2 separate regions of the Homo sapiens genome follow, and region 1 is linked to region 2. Evidence: read pairs that join two places in POLR2A ChIA-PET (ENCODE). Cell type or tissue: PC-9. All regions are shown on one strand.

Region 1 (8,000 bases), 340 kb after region 2:
AATCTCGGCTCACTGCAACCTCTGCCTCCCAGGTTCAAGTGATTCTCCTGCCTAAGCCTCCCCAGTAGCTGGGATTACAGGCATGCACCACCACACCCAGCTAATTTTTGTATTTTTAGCAGAGACAGGGTTTTGCCATGTTGGCCAGGTTGGTCTCAGACCCCTGACCTCAAGTGATCTAACCACCTCGGCCTCCCAAAGTGCTGGGATTACAGGTGTGAGCCACCGCGCCCAGCCTGGCTAATCTTTCTTATTTTTTGTAGAAATGGGGACTCGCTATGTTGTCTAGGCTGGTCTCAAACACCTGGTATTAAGTAATCCTACTGGCTTGGCCTCCCGAAGTTCTGGGATTACAGGCATGAGATGACACGCCAGCCTTGTTATTTTTTAAAAAAGGAAAATGTAAATATATGCTAACAGACACAAAAATAAAGATGAGTTAAAGTAAAAAGGACGGGAAAATATATAACATCCAAACCCTAATCCAAAGAAAGCTGGAGTGGCTACAGTAATAGCTGAAAAAACAAACTTCAAAACAAAACAAAAAAAATTATGAGGGATAAAGAGGGACATTTCCTAATTCAAGAAGAAAACACAACAAGCCTAAGTATTTATGTACATAAAAAAAGCTTCAAAGTATGTGAAGAAAAAGTTGATAGAACAGAAAAAAGCAGACTCTGTAACTAGAGTTGGAAATCATACCACTCCTTTCTGAACAAGCAGACAAAAAAATCAGTAAGATTATTAAAAACTTAAACACAAAGAACTTGACTAGATAGATAGAATATATTTCTTTTTAAGGGCACATGGAACAGTCACAAAGATAGACCTTAATCCTAGGCCACAAAGCACGTTTCCACAAATTTTAAAAGACTAAAATCTAAGAGTATGTTTTCTGACTACAGGAGAATTAAGCCAATAACAGATATGCAGAAAATCCCCAAATATTAGGAATTTACATTTCTAAGTAGTTCATGGGTCAAAGAAGAAATCAAATGGAAATTAGAAAGTATTTTGAGTTGACTGCAAATAGCCCAGGGAGCTTTTTGGATTGATATAAATGTTCTATGATTATGGAGGTAGTTATACAAGTAAATATACTTCTCAAAATTTATGAATTCGTACACTTAAAAAATTGTTGAATTTTATTGTATGTAAACTATACCTCAATAAAGCTGACTAGATTTTTTTTTAAATAAAAATATTGAGGCCAGGTGTGGTGGCTCACACCTATAAGCCCAGCATTTTGGGAGGCCAAAGAAGACAGCTTAAGGTGAGGCATTCGAGACCAGCCTGGGCAACATAGCGAGATTCCATCTCTATTTTTTAAAAAAAAAGAAAAGAAAAAAGAAAAATGTTGCAGCAAAGTGGTAGGTATATGGGTTTCTGGCCTTCCTACTTTTTCCCTAAGATATAAAATTTATAAAGTTACAAAAGTTATAAAATTTCCCTAAGTTACAAAATTTTTTAAAATCCAGGATCAAAAACAAAGACAAATCAAAAAGAGAATTCAAAATATTCCAAGTTATCTTCTCAGTAAAATAAATGAATTAACATTCTACCTACTTCCAATACTAAGCAGCCTGTAATGATTCAATATTCCTACATAACTGTAGTTTGCTAATAGGACATAAGTAGTAAGAGATGGGGAAATAAAAGATTAAATGACAACCAGTGACCACAGGTCTTAAAAGAACATTGGGGGAAACCAACATCAAGGCAAAATATCCATTGAGAAAACAGCAACTAAGCCATTTTCAAGAACTTCTTAGAAGACCAGAAGGTCCAATTCAACACTGAATCTAAAATAAAAGAAAATATGAGCCATGTGCAGTGGCTCACACATGTAATCCCAGCACTTTGGGAGGCTAAGGCAGAAGAACTGCTTGAGCCCAGGAGTTTGAAACCAGCCTGGGCAACATAGCGAGACCCTGTCTCTATTTTTTAAAAAAAAGAAAGAAAAGAAAATATGGAGGCCTACTACTCACTATGTGTTCAACTAACAAGTTCTTTCAACTACTATCACTGAGACTGGAAATTGTGTTTATGGATGTTTAAGTCTTTATCCAATTAAATCTTGTTCCGTATCTAGCATTTTACAATTTTCTGAACACAGAATCTTGTTAATTCAAACTGTTTTTCAGCGACTAACAGCATAGGTATCTCCGGGGAAAGTGTTAGCAATGCAGAATCCTAGGCTCCCAGCAGATCTACTGACCCCACAAATGACTCAGGCTCTACCCCAGACTACCCCAGAGTGATCTGTATGCACATTCAAGTTTGAGAAGCACTGTAACCTTTCTTCATTCAGAAATTCCGTGACTTCTACCAGCAGCTATACAGGTTGAGTATCCAAAAATCTGAAATCCAAAATGTTCCAAAATCTAAAATTTTTTGAGCTCCAACATGATGCTGAAAAGAAAAGCTCAGCCAGGCGCAGGGGCTCACGCTTGTAATCCCAGCACTTTGGGAGGCCAAGGCAGGCGGATCACTTGAGGTCAGGAGTTTGAGACAGCCTGGCCAACATGGCGAAACACCGTCTCTAGTAAAAATACAAAATTAGCCAGGAGTGGTGGCACACCCCTGTAATCCCAGCTACTTGGAAGGCTGAGGCAGAAGAACCGCTTGAACCCAGGAGGCGGAGGCTGCGGCGAGCCAAGACCGTGCCACTGTACTCCAGCGTAAGCAACAGAACGAGGCTCTGTAAAAAAAAACAAAAACAAAAACAAAAACAAAACAAACAAACAAACAAAAAAAAAAACTCATTGAAGCACTTTAGATTTTCACATTAGGAAATCGTAAGCATAATGCAAATATTCCCAAAATCGGAAAATTTAAAGATCCAAAACACTTTTGGTTCCAAGTATTTCAAATAAGGATACTCAACCTGTATATCCTTATTTCTACACACTTGCTTTAATGTAAGCATTTAACAATACATTAATAGGGATAGGTACACCATGGGTGCTACCATTTAAGCAAAAAATACCTCAACTGATGTCTCAGGCAATATACTGAGTAGAAAAAGTTTCCAAATAACGTAGAAGAAGGGTTGGCAAACTGTTACCCAAAGGCCAGTTCCAGCTGGCCACCTGTTTTTACAACACTGCTATGCTCATTCATTTACATATTTTCTATCTCTGCTTTCACACAACAGCAGAGTTGAATAAGCGAAGTATTACAAAATGTTACAGAACAGGTATTAAATCTTTGGTAAGTCACTTAAACACTTAGTTTCATCCTACAAAATGTTACAGAACAGGTATCAAATCTTTGGTAAGTCACTTAAACACTTAGTTTCATCTGCCTTTGGTTATAATTCACCTTTTTTTCCTCTACAAGAGGAATACTAACCTGAAATCCACAAACCTCTGTGTTAGTTAATTTTAGGTGTCAACTTGACTAGATTAAGGAAGACCTAGAGAGCTGGTAAAGCATTATTTCTGGATGTGTCTCTGAGGGTGCTTCCAGTGAAGACTGGCGGGTGGAGTGGTGGGCTGACTGGGGAAGATCCACCTGCACTGTGGGCAGGCACCATCCAATTGGCTAAAGGCCAGGAAAAAAACAAAAAGGTGGAGGAAAAGAAAATTCTCCCTCTCTTTCCCCTCGGGACATCAGGACTCCAGCCTCTGCGGCCTTCAGCCTCAGACAGAGTTAAAATATCAGCTTCCCTGGTTCCCAGACATTAAGACTAAAATGAGCCATACTACCAGCATCCTAGGGTCTCCAGCTTGCAGACTGCCTATCATGGGACTTTTCAGTCTGTATAATCGTGTAAGCCAATTCCCCTAATAAATCCTCTCTCATGTATCTATCTGTACATATGTATATCCTATTGGTTCTGTCTCTCTGGAAAACCCTCACTGATAGAGTCAGTCCTCTGTATTCATGGGTTCTGCATTAGTGGAATTCAACCAACTGTGGATTCAAAATACTGAAGGGGAAAAAAAATCCACAAAGTTCCAAAAGACAAAACCTGAATTTGCTGTACACTGAGTACTATGCTGAATCCACACAAATGAAGTGCTGGCATTATATTAAGTATTATAAGAAATCTGGAGATGGTTTAAAGTATATGGGAGGGGCCAGGTGCAGTGGCTCACACCTGTAATCCTAACACTTTGGGGGGCCGAGGCGGGCAGATCGCTTAAACCCAGGAATTAGAGACCAGCCTGGGCAACATAGCAAAGCCCCGTCTCAACAACAACAAAAAAAATACAAAAAACTAGCCAGGTGTGGTGGCACACACTTGTTGTCCCAGCTGCTCAAGAGGCTGAGGTGGGAGAATCACCTGAGCCCACGAAGTCGAGGCTGGGGTTAGCCGTATTCACACCACTGCACTCCAGCCTGAGTGAGAGAGTGAGACCCTGTCTCAAAAAAATAAAAAAATTAAAATTCAAGTATGAGAGGGCATTTTGCAGTGAGGCTCAGAAGGCAACAAGCACCCTGAGGTGACCCCACCCAAGGTAACTGGTATGGAGTGGAGGATGAACATGCACCTTCCAAGCAGGGTGTTTCTTTAAGAGTGTCACAGGTGAGAATTCCTAAGGCAGGTCAGAAAGCCCACCCCATGACATGTGCGGCCTGGTCTTGAAAGACGTTTTTCCATCTAGCTGGACAAGGGGAACATTCTCTGAATAGCAACCACACACATGTGAGTCATGGGGTGGAGACTTCTGGTTCACTGTAACCTAGACCAGATTCAGAGGCAGCAGACAGAAATCTTCTAGAAGGAAAAGAGCCTGGTGTTTGTGAAGATCTGCAGATCCTACATGTCAAAGAAGGTTTTCACTAGCAGGAAGGGTGGAAAATACTTCTTGAATAGCTTTGAAGTTTTCAAGCACCAGGCCCCTCCCAATGGGGAAGAAGCCACACCAAAGTACTGAGAGTAGGGAGGCCTTTCACACTGGACAAAGGGGCTGCAAGTGCAGTGATGTGGGAAAGCCTTCAACTGCAAAGATAAACTTGTTCAGCAACAGAAAATCCATGACGGAGTAAAGCCTTAGGAGTGTGGTGAATGTGGAGAAAACCTTTAGTCACAACTCCTACTTTACAGTACAAAGAAGAATTCACAGCAAAGAAATACCTTATAAATGCAGTGATTGCGGGAAATTATTTGGCTCCACCTCCAACCCTCATACTTTAAAGAGGTCATACAAAGAATGAGCTTAAAGCCAGGCATGGTGGCTCATGCCTGTAATTCCAGCACTTTGGGAGGTTGAGGAGGGCAGATCACCTGAGGTCAGGGGTTCGAGACCAGCCTGACCAACATGGTGAAACCCCGTCTCTACTAAAAATACAAAAATTAGCCAGGCATGGTGGTACACACCTGTAGTCCCAGCTACTTGGGTGGCTGAGGCAGGAAAATCACTTGAACCCAGGAAGGCGGAGGTTGCAGTGAGCCGAGATCTTGCTGTTGCACTCCAGCATGGGCAACAGAGCAAGACTCCATCTCAAAAAAAAAAAAAAAAAGAGTGAGCTTAATGTGATAAATCCTTTATTAGAAGATCCTATCTTGTTCAGCAGCAGAGAATTCATAGTGGAGAAAGGCCTTATGAGTGCAGATCATGTGACAAGTCTTTTTATCTATAAAGACACATTTGTTGAGCACCAGAAAGTTCACACTGGAAAAGAGACTTCTAAGTGTTGTAAATGTGGAAAATTCTTCAGCCACAATTCCTATCTTACAGCATATAAGAGAATTCGTGATGGAACAAGGCCTTATGTATGCAGGAAATATGGGAATGCAGAAACTTCCACCTTGCTTGGCACATGAAAGTTCACACAGAGAAAGGCCTTATAAATGTAGAAGTGTAGCGGATGTAAAAAAGCATACAGTCAAGGCCTAACCTCATTAGGCATTAGAGTTCACACTGGACAGAGGCCTTAAGAGTGCATGGCAGATGTTGTCTCATTGTTCAAAATAGCATGATCATAAAAGAGAAGAGCTGACAGTGACCTCTGAATGTGAGCTGTCAGCCAGAAGTTGAACTGCTCCATCTATCCACAATGTAGAGATTACCTACAACTAGGTGAGTGAACAAAACCTGGTGGTTCTTCATCCCCTCCCTCAGAGTGGTTTCAGTGTGGAAATGACCCAGCTCCTGCCCAAAAGACCTGGGTTGGGGTCTGCTGTGGATTTCCAGAGGTCCCCCTTTTTTGTGGACAATGGTAGCTGAGATGGATTTGTCTAGCCAGTTTCCGAATCAGCCAATCCTGGAACTGCCTGCCTCATTCTACCCTGATTTGTGCAGATAAAGGCCTTATTGTTTAACCCTTTAAAACAAAAATAAAGTACAGGGAAGGATGTGCACAGGTTATATGCAAATAGTATACCTTTTTATATAAGGGACTTGAGCATTCATGGAACCAATCCCCATAGATACTGAGGGAGAAACTGCATAACCTCTATAGGGGATTCATGAGCCCCTAAATTTTGCAGGCAAAATTCCAAAAATATTCTTTATTTTCTTTCTTGGCCTTTTATTGGTTCTGCTTTGCATATTTAAATCTTTTATTCATCTATTTATAATTTTATCTGTTTTTTAACTTACTACACTAACTAGGAGTACCAAACCATGCTGAATAACAAGTGTAGGCATGTTCACTTTGTCCCTGACTTTAATAGAATATCTTTAGTTTTTCATTACATTATATATATATATATAAAAATAATATTACACTAAGGCTGTTGCTTCTCATTCTTGTTTTAGAAATCCAATATATTCAAATTCACATTAAAATCTGGCTAACAAACATTTTTAAATGATTTTTTAAGTTTCACATTTCACATATTTAAAGGGGAAAAATTAAAAATCCCAAACTATATATCCTATTTTATTTTTAAAAGTATCCTAATTTCTTAAATGTACCCTGAAATCTTACCATGTACAGAACAATATCCTGATTACATCAATTTCTTGTTTAACTAAATTAAACAATAATGCTTATAAATTGGATGTCATGATAATTAAAATGTATCAAGCACTTGCTATCTGCCAGGCTCTGTACTGCTCTACATTTTTTTCATTTAAACCACCCAATCAAGTGAGAACTATTAGCCCATTTTAAAGAAAACTGAGGTTTGAGTGATATGTAACAAACCCAGTGTCACATAGCAAACAGGAGGCAGTGCCAAGAACTCAACTTTGATTTCAATGATTTCATGTTAATCTACGATGAGTCGAATTACCTTCATCATAAACAAGGTAAGTCACCATATTTCTGATATGACAAAAAACTGAAAAGACAGCCTGGGCAAGATGGCAAAACGCCATCTCTACAACAAATACAAAAATCAGCCGGGCACGGTGGCATGCACCTGTCATCCCAGCTACTTGGGGGGTTGAGGTGGGAGGATCGCTTGAACCTGGGAAGTAGAGGCCGCAGTGAGCCAAGATCGTGCCACTGCAATGCAGCCTGGGTGACAAAGTGAGACCCTGTCTCAAAATTAAAAAAAAAAAAAACTGAAAAGAAAAAAAATTATCAAAATACAGCACATGGCAAAAACCTTTCAAAAACTAAACTGACGTCTACCTCTAAGATGGGGAAAACAAGCAATGCAATACTAAAGAAGAATATACTTCTTATAGACAGAAAAATATACATATACATATACCCTTGATTTCCACAGCTAGTGATTGAAATGGGCATGGTTTACTCCACAGGAGCCCTGACTAATCTTCAACCCTTGTACTGCTTACTACCTCAGTCAGACATCACAAAATTGCCTGTTCCCACATGCAGAGACTGGACCTATCAACTGAGATTTATTTCTAAACTTTAGCAATCAGTCAAGAGCTCAGAAAGTATAGATAGAGCATGTGGTATCATCAAATCTCACTGAAACATGTTAACTATTCACCCATCTCTATCTGAACACAGCTTGGCCTCTGACCCACTCACCTTTGTATCTGGGAATCTCTCCTTGTTATAGATCTTCCTGATTCCCTAGTTCCAAGCTGCCTAATCGTTTACTCCGATTCCTTATCACCTACTCT
Region 2 (8,000 bases):
TAAAGGAGATTACCCTCGATAATACAGTTGGGTACATAGTTGGGAGATTACCCTCATCCAATCGGTTGAAAGGTCTTAAGAGTAAAACACGTTACCCTGAGGAAGAAAAAATTCTCCCTCAAGACTACAACATTCACTGCTGCCTGAGACTTTCCAGCCAGCCAGCCTACCTTACAAGTTTCAGACTTACCAACCTCCACAACTCCATGAGCGAATTCCTTGAAATACAACCTACTGCTCTGTTTCTCTACAGAACCCAGACAGATAAACCCATGTATCAGAAATAGGCCAGAACAAGATATTAAATAAATCAGCCGACAGCTCTACTGCGTTCTTGCTCACCACACAGCCTTGTAATGGCTTACTCAGGGTCTCAAGCCTCCGGATACCTGAGAAAAAACAGACATCAATAGTCCAGCCACTGGGAGATAACAAATTGTCATCTTTGCTGTGCAATTCATATTTTCTGAACCAAAATACGAGAGCACACGGTCAAACGGATACGAATGTACTTTTGGGGAAAACAGAGGGAATATTTGAAACCTGTTTGTTCCAAAAAGTCTGGGACATAGAGTCATTTTGTTTATATAGCATATGGGCTTGCTTCACCCTATTTCTCCCCACCAGCCAGATACTCTAAATATACCTCACAATGTTCAATTTCTGGACACTGTAAGACCAAGGATCTCCCAATTACTCAACAAATCTCCACTGAGTACCTCAGAAAGCCCAGGCACCATCTCGGCATTTTGGATTAAAGGAAGAAGACGCCACTACTGCTCACTGAAGGTGCACAGCTTGATGGTGGGGGGCAGAGGGCAAGTGGAAGGACAGTCACAGAACAGGAATACCCGTGTCCCAGTAAAGCCCAGTCCCTGGTACCCACACAAGTTTCTACCACCCCACCTCGGAGGCCACATGATAGGGGCCTTCCTTCTGTGCCATTTCATCCCTTCCTAAACTCAACAAAGGCTCTCTGTACTGTTCAGAGTAACTAAACTCATTTCTCTACAGGATCACCTCAGCTGCCCACATCCATGACTTTCAGTCCACCCAAAGAGAAATCACAGGGACAAGGTTCACCCCAGTGGCAGCGTCCTTGGTCAGCCTGGCCCTTTGGCCTGCTCAGACAGGCCTCAGAGGCACCAGAGCTTGTCCTAGGCCCTAGGTTCAGGGCTCCCTTCCTTATATGCTGCTGTTTTGGGTTTTTTTGTTTGTGCGTTTGGGTTTTTTTTTGAGACGGATTCTCACTCTGTCACCCAGGCTGGAGTGCAGTGGCGCTATCTCGGCTCACGACAATCTCCGCCTCCTAGGTTCAAGTGATTCTCCTGCCTCAGCCTCCCAAGTAGCTGGGACTGCAGGCACCCGCCACCACGCCCTGCTAATTTTTTGTATTTTCAGTAGAGACGGGGTTTCACCATGTTAGCCAGGATGGTCTCGATCTCCTGACCTTGTGACCCGCCCGCCTCGGCCTCCCAAAGTGCTGGACATGCTTCTTCTGAGAAAGACTGGAGCTGACAAACATGAACTGCTGCATTCCTCTGTCCTGGATTTGCCTCCCACACTGCACTATTAGCTCTGGAATGCAGGAAGCTGCTTTCCCAGACCCTGATCCAGCTGAAGTGTTCAGTGCCCTTGTGTTGAGGGAAGGAGGAAAGAAGGCAGAGAAAGAGTGAAAGAGGCTTTACAATGAGAAACCCCAGTGGCAAAGTCAAGAGAGCATGAAGAAGAATCCTGGGATTGAATACTGTCAGCTCTTAACTTTTAGTGTGACTTTGGGCAAGTGACTAAAATTTCTGATCATCAGTTTCCTCATCTGTAACAATGGGCTCATAATAGTTCCACTTCCTAGGGATAAAGTGAGACGATGTCTGTACAGCACTCAGTGGAGTATCTAGCAAACAATAACACTCTGTGTATGTTAATTTTTTAATTATAATCATTGTATCATCACTCTTGACCTGCAATTCCTTGCTCACAAAATGAGGAGTTCAACCAGGTAACTCCCAACTCCCTTCCAGTCCAACAGCTCTGTAACTTGCTAAGGCAGAAATAAACTCTTTTAACTTACATCAGCCCCACTTCACAAATGACAATGGACACTAGGAGAGTGGAGGTGCTGGAGCCCAAGTTTGAGTTCTGCCAGATCCAGCAACCAGTTTTGGATGATTGCTAAATCCAGTTGAAAGGCTTCCATCCCTAAATTGACTTGTGTCTTGCATCTTGTCGCAACACTAAGCTAATATTAAATCTTTCATTCAGCACACATTGAATTGCTACTGATTGTCACATTGTGTCTCAGATTAGCTTTATTGCATTATATATTCAGCCACGTACAGCTCGCTGAAACCAGCATCCAGAGTCACCTCTCAGCTCTCTGCAGGCTTTAGAATGTTTTTGGGATTGTGAATTTCTTATAGAATGGGACAAAATTTTCATTGAACAACTGGCAACTTTCATTGGACAACTGACACTTCACAACTAAGGAAAAGAACCTCAAAAGCACTGTCTGCCAGGAATATAAATCACCACTGATCAATTTCAATGACTTCCAGTGCATGAATCATTTTAGTAATAAAACTGTTTGGGAAAAGACTGAAGGATTGTGTCTCTTAATCTTACACACCCAGAATCTGCTATTAAATATGTCCAGGGCAACACTGGGTTATGGATTCACTTGAAGAACCGTTTAATTCCTCAAAACGATCAGGACTCAAGTTGAATTTATAAACGGAATTAAACAGAAGATTTGTTGCTCACTAGAGTAAGTCAGTAGAGCTGAGATATATGGGTGATTTTTCTCCCATTAACGTATCTCTCAATACTCAAAAAGTAATAACTTCTGAAGAATTGCACTTATCCAGGACAAACCGGATAGAGTAACTACAATTCTTCTTCCTTCAATATTCCACATGCTTCTCCTTCCCCAATGAAAGCAATCTTCTTTTTCTAATAGAGTTTGCTTCCATTTCTGTCTACCCCTCCCTCAAAAAAGAAAATTACAAGATTAGCTAAAAATTAGATTGCAGTATATTTCACAAGTTAGTACTTAACTGACCACGTATTGATTCATGACGGTTAATATTGACTCCTAAGTACACTACGAGACCCTTAGCAGTAGAAACACCATCCGGAGTTTTCCCTGTGTTCTCCCACATATCCAGAACAGTGTTTCTCAATCAGGGCAACTTTGCCCTCGGGGGGACATTTGGCAATGTCCAGACACATTTTGATGGTCACGACTGGGTCATGGTAGATGTTACTGGAATCAAGTGGGAAGAGGTCAGGATGCTGTTAAATGTCTTACAATGCTTGGGACAGCCCCCACAACATAGGATTATCCTACCCAAATTGTCAATAGTGCTGAGGTGGAGAAATTCTGATCTGGAATCATTCTGGGCCCATAAAAAATGCTCAAAATGTTTGTTGATGGAATACAACTGGCTCGTGTTCACAGGAAGACAAATGACAGCTCAAAGGGGTGTGGGGTAGTTAGGGGGTTCATGGAGGAGATGGGCTTAGTAGACACTTGTAAGTATGGGTAGAACTCGGATGGGCAGGGAGGAGGAGAACAGGAGACATTTCAGAAAGGGAAAAGCTACAGAAGTATGGCACTCACGAGAGGTCCGAGAAGACTGATCTCACTGGCAAAACCTAAAGAAATGCTTCAGACCAAGGAGATCTTAGTAGAACAGAACTCAGTATCAAATTTGACTGAATAATGTAGTTTGGTTTCAAAAACAACTGACTATATGTTTTGGGGAAGGGGAGTAGGAAAAAATTGTATTTAGCACCATTTATATTTATATAAATAGCACCACTGATTTATATTAGCACCATTTTACAGATAAAGGAAATGAGACATGGAGACGTTAACCATAAACTTGGGGATATTTTTGCTTAATACTTTGGTAAATCTGCTTACTTATTATACCTTTTGACATGGGCTGGGTGTTATTATAGACAATACCGCCAGTGCATGGTAGCCCATGGTGTTTACAGCATGGGCTCTGGTTGAGAAACACTGTTCTGGGTGTGTGGGAGAACTCAGGGAAAGCTTCTGATGGTGTTTCTGTCACTAAGCATCTCACAGTCTACTATAGGCTCACACTGACTCCACCACTTATTAGTTCATGACCTTGGGCAAGGGGCTGGACTTGTGAATATTAAATTGGCTTGTAAGGGTAAAGCAGACAGGACAGGACGAGGCACACAGAATATGCTCAGTCATGTTGGCTGTTTTTATTATCGTCATCCTTTTTAATGAAGGTTCCTTAGCCCTAGCCTACAGGTTTCTGCTGAATTCACCACCTGAATAAGCAGCATCAACTCATCTGGGGGTGGCAAAATGAAAGGGGAATTAGCATACGGCCCAGGGGAAAACTTTCCCTTTGCCCTCTAAAGGATTTCCTGAAAAATCCACTCACAAAAGGCAGATTTATTGAAAGGCATATAAAATTTATTTGATTACAGTTTTACAATGACATGGGAGCCTTCCCAGTGAAGACCCAAAGATACAGGGGAAATTGTCTGTTTTTATGCTTAGGTTCAACAAAGGACGGACAGTGTGTAGAAATACGATGGGATAAAAAAGCTATGATCTAATGCTAAAGACTGCTTGGGGAAACCTAGCAAGGCCTGTCTGGATTCTTAGCCTCTCTGAGCACGCATTCCTTCCTTCTGGGTTTGGGGCAGGGCCTTCTCTGGAATTGCGGTCTTATGACCTACAGTCAAACAAGGTAGATCAGATAATTTCTTTGTGGCCAGTTTTTATGCAGAAAGGTGGGGAGAGGGGAAGCGGGGAGTTAGAGTAGTATTTTTAGGTCACAGGGCTGCCTTTGGGGAAAGGGGGTTCTGGTTTCTAGGACCTGCCTTGGGGAAGAAGCTAGTTTCTATATCTAGCCTTGGTGGAGAAGGAGACTAAGAGACAGGAGAGCAGAAGATCAAAAAAAAACTTTTGCTTCTGAGCTCTTCATTGTGGGGTATCACCAACATTAGCAAGCCCCTTTCAGGACTTTCCCAACTCTTTTCAATAGCCTGTTTTCACAGATCTCTCAAAACTCAAGGATTTCAATGTCACTATTCAAGCTGAAAACATTTTCCCCTGCAACCTCCTTGTTAAATCTGTAGTTTGGACAAGGAAGCAATAAAGCAAGCATGTGCAGGCTGCTGCTTTGAGTAGCCAGCTGAGAAATGATTCCCACTAGGGTGGGTGTGGGTGTGTGTGAGTGTGTGTGTGTGTGTGTGTGTGTGCGTTGTAGGGAGAGAAAAAATGCAATGTACACAGCAGGATGACCCACAGATTCTGAGAACACAGTGTCAGTCTGCAGAAGGCAGGCACTTTTACACTTCTGAGCAATCAGCACCTTTATGTGCAATTTATTTCCAGTTTTAAAAAAAATGAGGTGGGTGGTTCCTCCGTCAAAGTTACCTCCCTGACTTTTAACGGCTCATTAAACGGGAAAGGATTGAGAGGATCCTTAATGGTGAATGGGGCTGGAGGCTCGGCCACTGAAAAGGACTGGGTAGACTGAACCTAGAAAGGAGAAGCTAATAGGGCCCAGAGTGGCTGCCTTCAAATATCTGCAGGGCTGACAGTGTGGACAGGAATTAAATATGCTATGTGTAGGAGCAAGTTGCAGAGAGCAGGTTTCAGTGCAACATACCAAATGTTTTTCTGCTACTTAGAATAGTCTAAAAATATAATCCCCTGTCAAGGAGTAGTGAGTTTCCCATCATTAGAGTTATGCAAGCAGAGGCTGCATGACCATTTTGCAGGGATGTAGTAATTATTTCAAACATTAAAGCCATTTCCAATTATATAGTTCCCAAATTTAAAACTTCCATTGCCTATTTGGACATAAGGGGTAGATTCAGCTTATTTGCTTTGCCTTCTGCAGGCTTGACTCCATACCAGTGATAGAAAGAGTTTCCATCTCCAAGGTGAGCTCCTGTCGATTGTTACTGGATGACTGGACCACTATGTGGAGGTTTCCGAGGCTATGAAATGTGATCGATTAGTGATGCTAAGGACAAAAGGAAAGAGCAAAGGAGGCCCACTTTTCATGTGTATTGTATATGCAGCAGCTATATATAGTTTAGGATAAGATTTTTAAAACATTTTAAATCTAATTTCCCTTCTCGATAAGCAAAATTCTTTCCTTTCCACCATTACGGTTAGGGCATGAGACTTATTGCCTCAGGGAAGGGGCAGCTGGATCTCCCTAGAAAAAGGAGACTATGGGGTAAGGAAGAAAGATATAATGTAGGGCAATTTCCAGCAGACAGAAGGGTAAGTAGCAGCCCTTCTTCAGAGAAAGTGAAGAGGACCGGAGAGGGTGAAATGGGAAGAAGGAGCTTCCAGAGACCTCCCTGCCCTGCCTCCGAGCCTCACTCAGGGCAGGGAGTAAGGACAGATGGAAATCTGGGGTAGGATGAAGGGAAAGACGAACACCAAGGAGGATCCACAGTGCTTCTTGTTTGGCCATCTCATGCTGCCCTACGCCAACCACACAAGGCAGCCACAGCAGGTCAGAATGACAGGGTGGTGTGTGTGAGAGAAGAGGGCCACAGCAGGGGTCCAGAACATCTCTGTTCACAGGTGGTGTGGAAGTGTCTGGAGTTCTCAAATGTGCTAGTGAGGGATACAGAGTTGAGAGCAAGGGGCTGGGCTTGAGTGGCCATTGTGAGTCGCCAAGTGACACAGTTGATTGCCAGAGGTTCTATAAGGCCATTGAGGTCAGAGATGGACATCACATCAACAAGGAAGCCACCAAGCCCGGAAGGTGCTAAAAGAGCACACCCAGGGGACCCCACCATGAATGTGTCAGTAGCAGGTGCACAAGGACAGAGGCCATGGCCAGAAAGAGTCCCGCTGGAGGTCAGAGGAAGCTGGGACACACAGCACTCTCACCAGGAACCTCTCCCTGAAGCAGAGAGGATGCAGAAGCTTCTCTTGTTTGAAGGCACTGAGGAATGTCAGAGGGAGGGGAGACCCTCTGAAATCACCCACAGGGAGTCTGAACTTCAAATTGACTAATTGCTACAAAGGCCATTTTAACCCAGAAAAGACTGAGTTGTTTTTAATTCACAAGTATAAGTCATAGTGTGTGGCATGATGGAAGTGGAACTGACCTTTCCAAATCTGAGTATGGCCACGGCAGCATCTCCACCGTCTCCCTCACACACACATGCTGTAAGTTCATGTGCAGTCAATCATGAGCGCCTGTCAAGGTGTAGCTAGAGCAGAAAGATCTGGAAGCCTTCTTGAAAGCAGAAGGAAAGAAGGAAGACGATTAGGTGGGCGAGAGCATTGGGGGTGTGGTAGGAAAGAAAAAGAGGGAGAAATCCACCTGAAGGATAGCAATAACTAACACTATCGAATGTTTCTCACATAGCAGGCACTTTGCATCCTCATAACTCCAAGTGTGGCCTGGAGACCAGCAGGCATCACCCAGAGCTTGTTAGAAATACAGAATGTCAGCTTACTCCCTAGACCTACTGACTAAGAACCTGCGTTTTAATGTGATCCCAGGTGACTTGTGTGCTTGTTAGAGTTTGAGAGGTGCTACATTACATGATTTAATGTCATTAGTTTAATTCAACAATTCTATCCATTCAAAATGATTTTCTCATTTTGCAGATGAGGAAGCTGAGATCCAGCCAAGTTCACATATCTAGTAAGTGACAGAACCTAGATACCAACCCAAGCATCCTGACTCCAGAGCCTTCTTCGCTGTACCAAAGGCTTAGGTCACTCCACTTGTTTGTTTCTGGTCAAACATGTGTTGACAATTGTGTGGATGCACACCTAGAATGTTTTGGAAAGATCTGTGAAAATATGGCAGTGACAAGATTTCCTTTTCCAATATGTTTTCCAAAGTAAAACACCAGACATTCATGATTCAACCCATGTCTGGGATTCTGCACGATCAAGTGCCCTCAGTATTTTAAGCTTTTGGATAATTCATAGCTATCATGTCTAAATTGTTCTGCTTGTT

What was found. ChIA-PET counts read pairs that join two places held together with the same protein. Peaks named below come from ENCODE experiments on the same cell type or tissue, not always from the same donor. Only the 100,000 strongest peaks of a DNase experiment are listed, where the experiment ranks them.
Region 1: POLR2A ChIA-PET joins it to region 2 with 16 read pairs; 2 of 35 experiments call an interaction of 5 or more read pairs at or near these places.

Annotation. Positions count from the first base shown.
Region 1 is chr15:58,727,254-58,735,253 of GRCh38, forward strand. All of the region lies in intron 1 of ADAM10 (ADAM metallopeptidase domain 10), which reads right to left. Among named protein-coding and RNA genes, the nearest start is that of ADAM10, 18 kb to the right of the region's middle. In PC-9, no CTCF peak of the experiment used is centred here; a DNase peak (open chromatin) is centred at 4,628; H3K27ac peaks cover 638 bases.
Region 2 is chr15:58,388,108-58,396,107 of GRCh38, forward strand. No RefSeq gene overlaps it. Among named protein-coding and RNA genes, the nearest start is that of LIPC, 40 kb to the right of the region's middle. In PC-9, no CTCF peak of the experiment used is centred here; DNase peaks (open chromatin) are centred at 1,594, 4,174, 4,684 and 5,394; H3K4me3 peaks cover 706 bases; H3K27ac peaks cover 6,486 bases.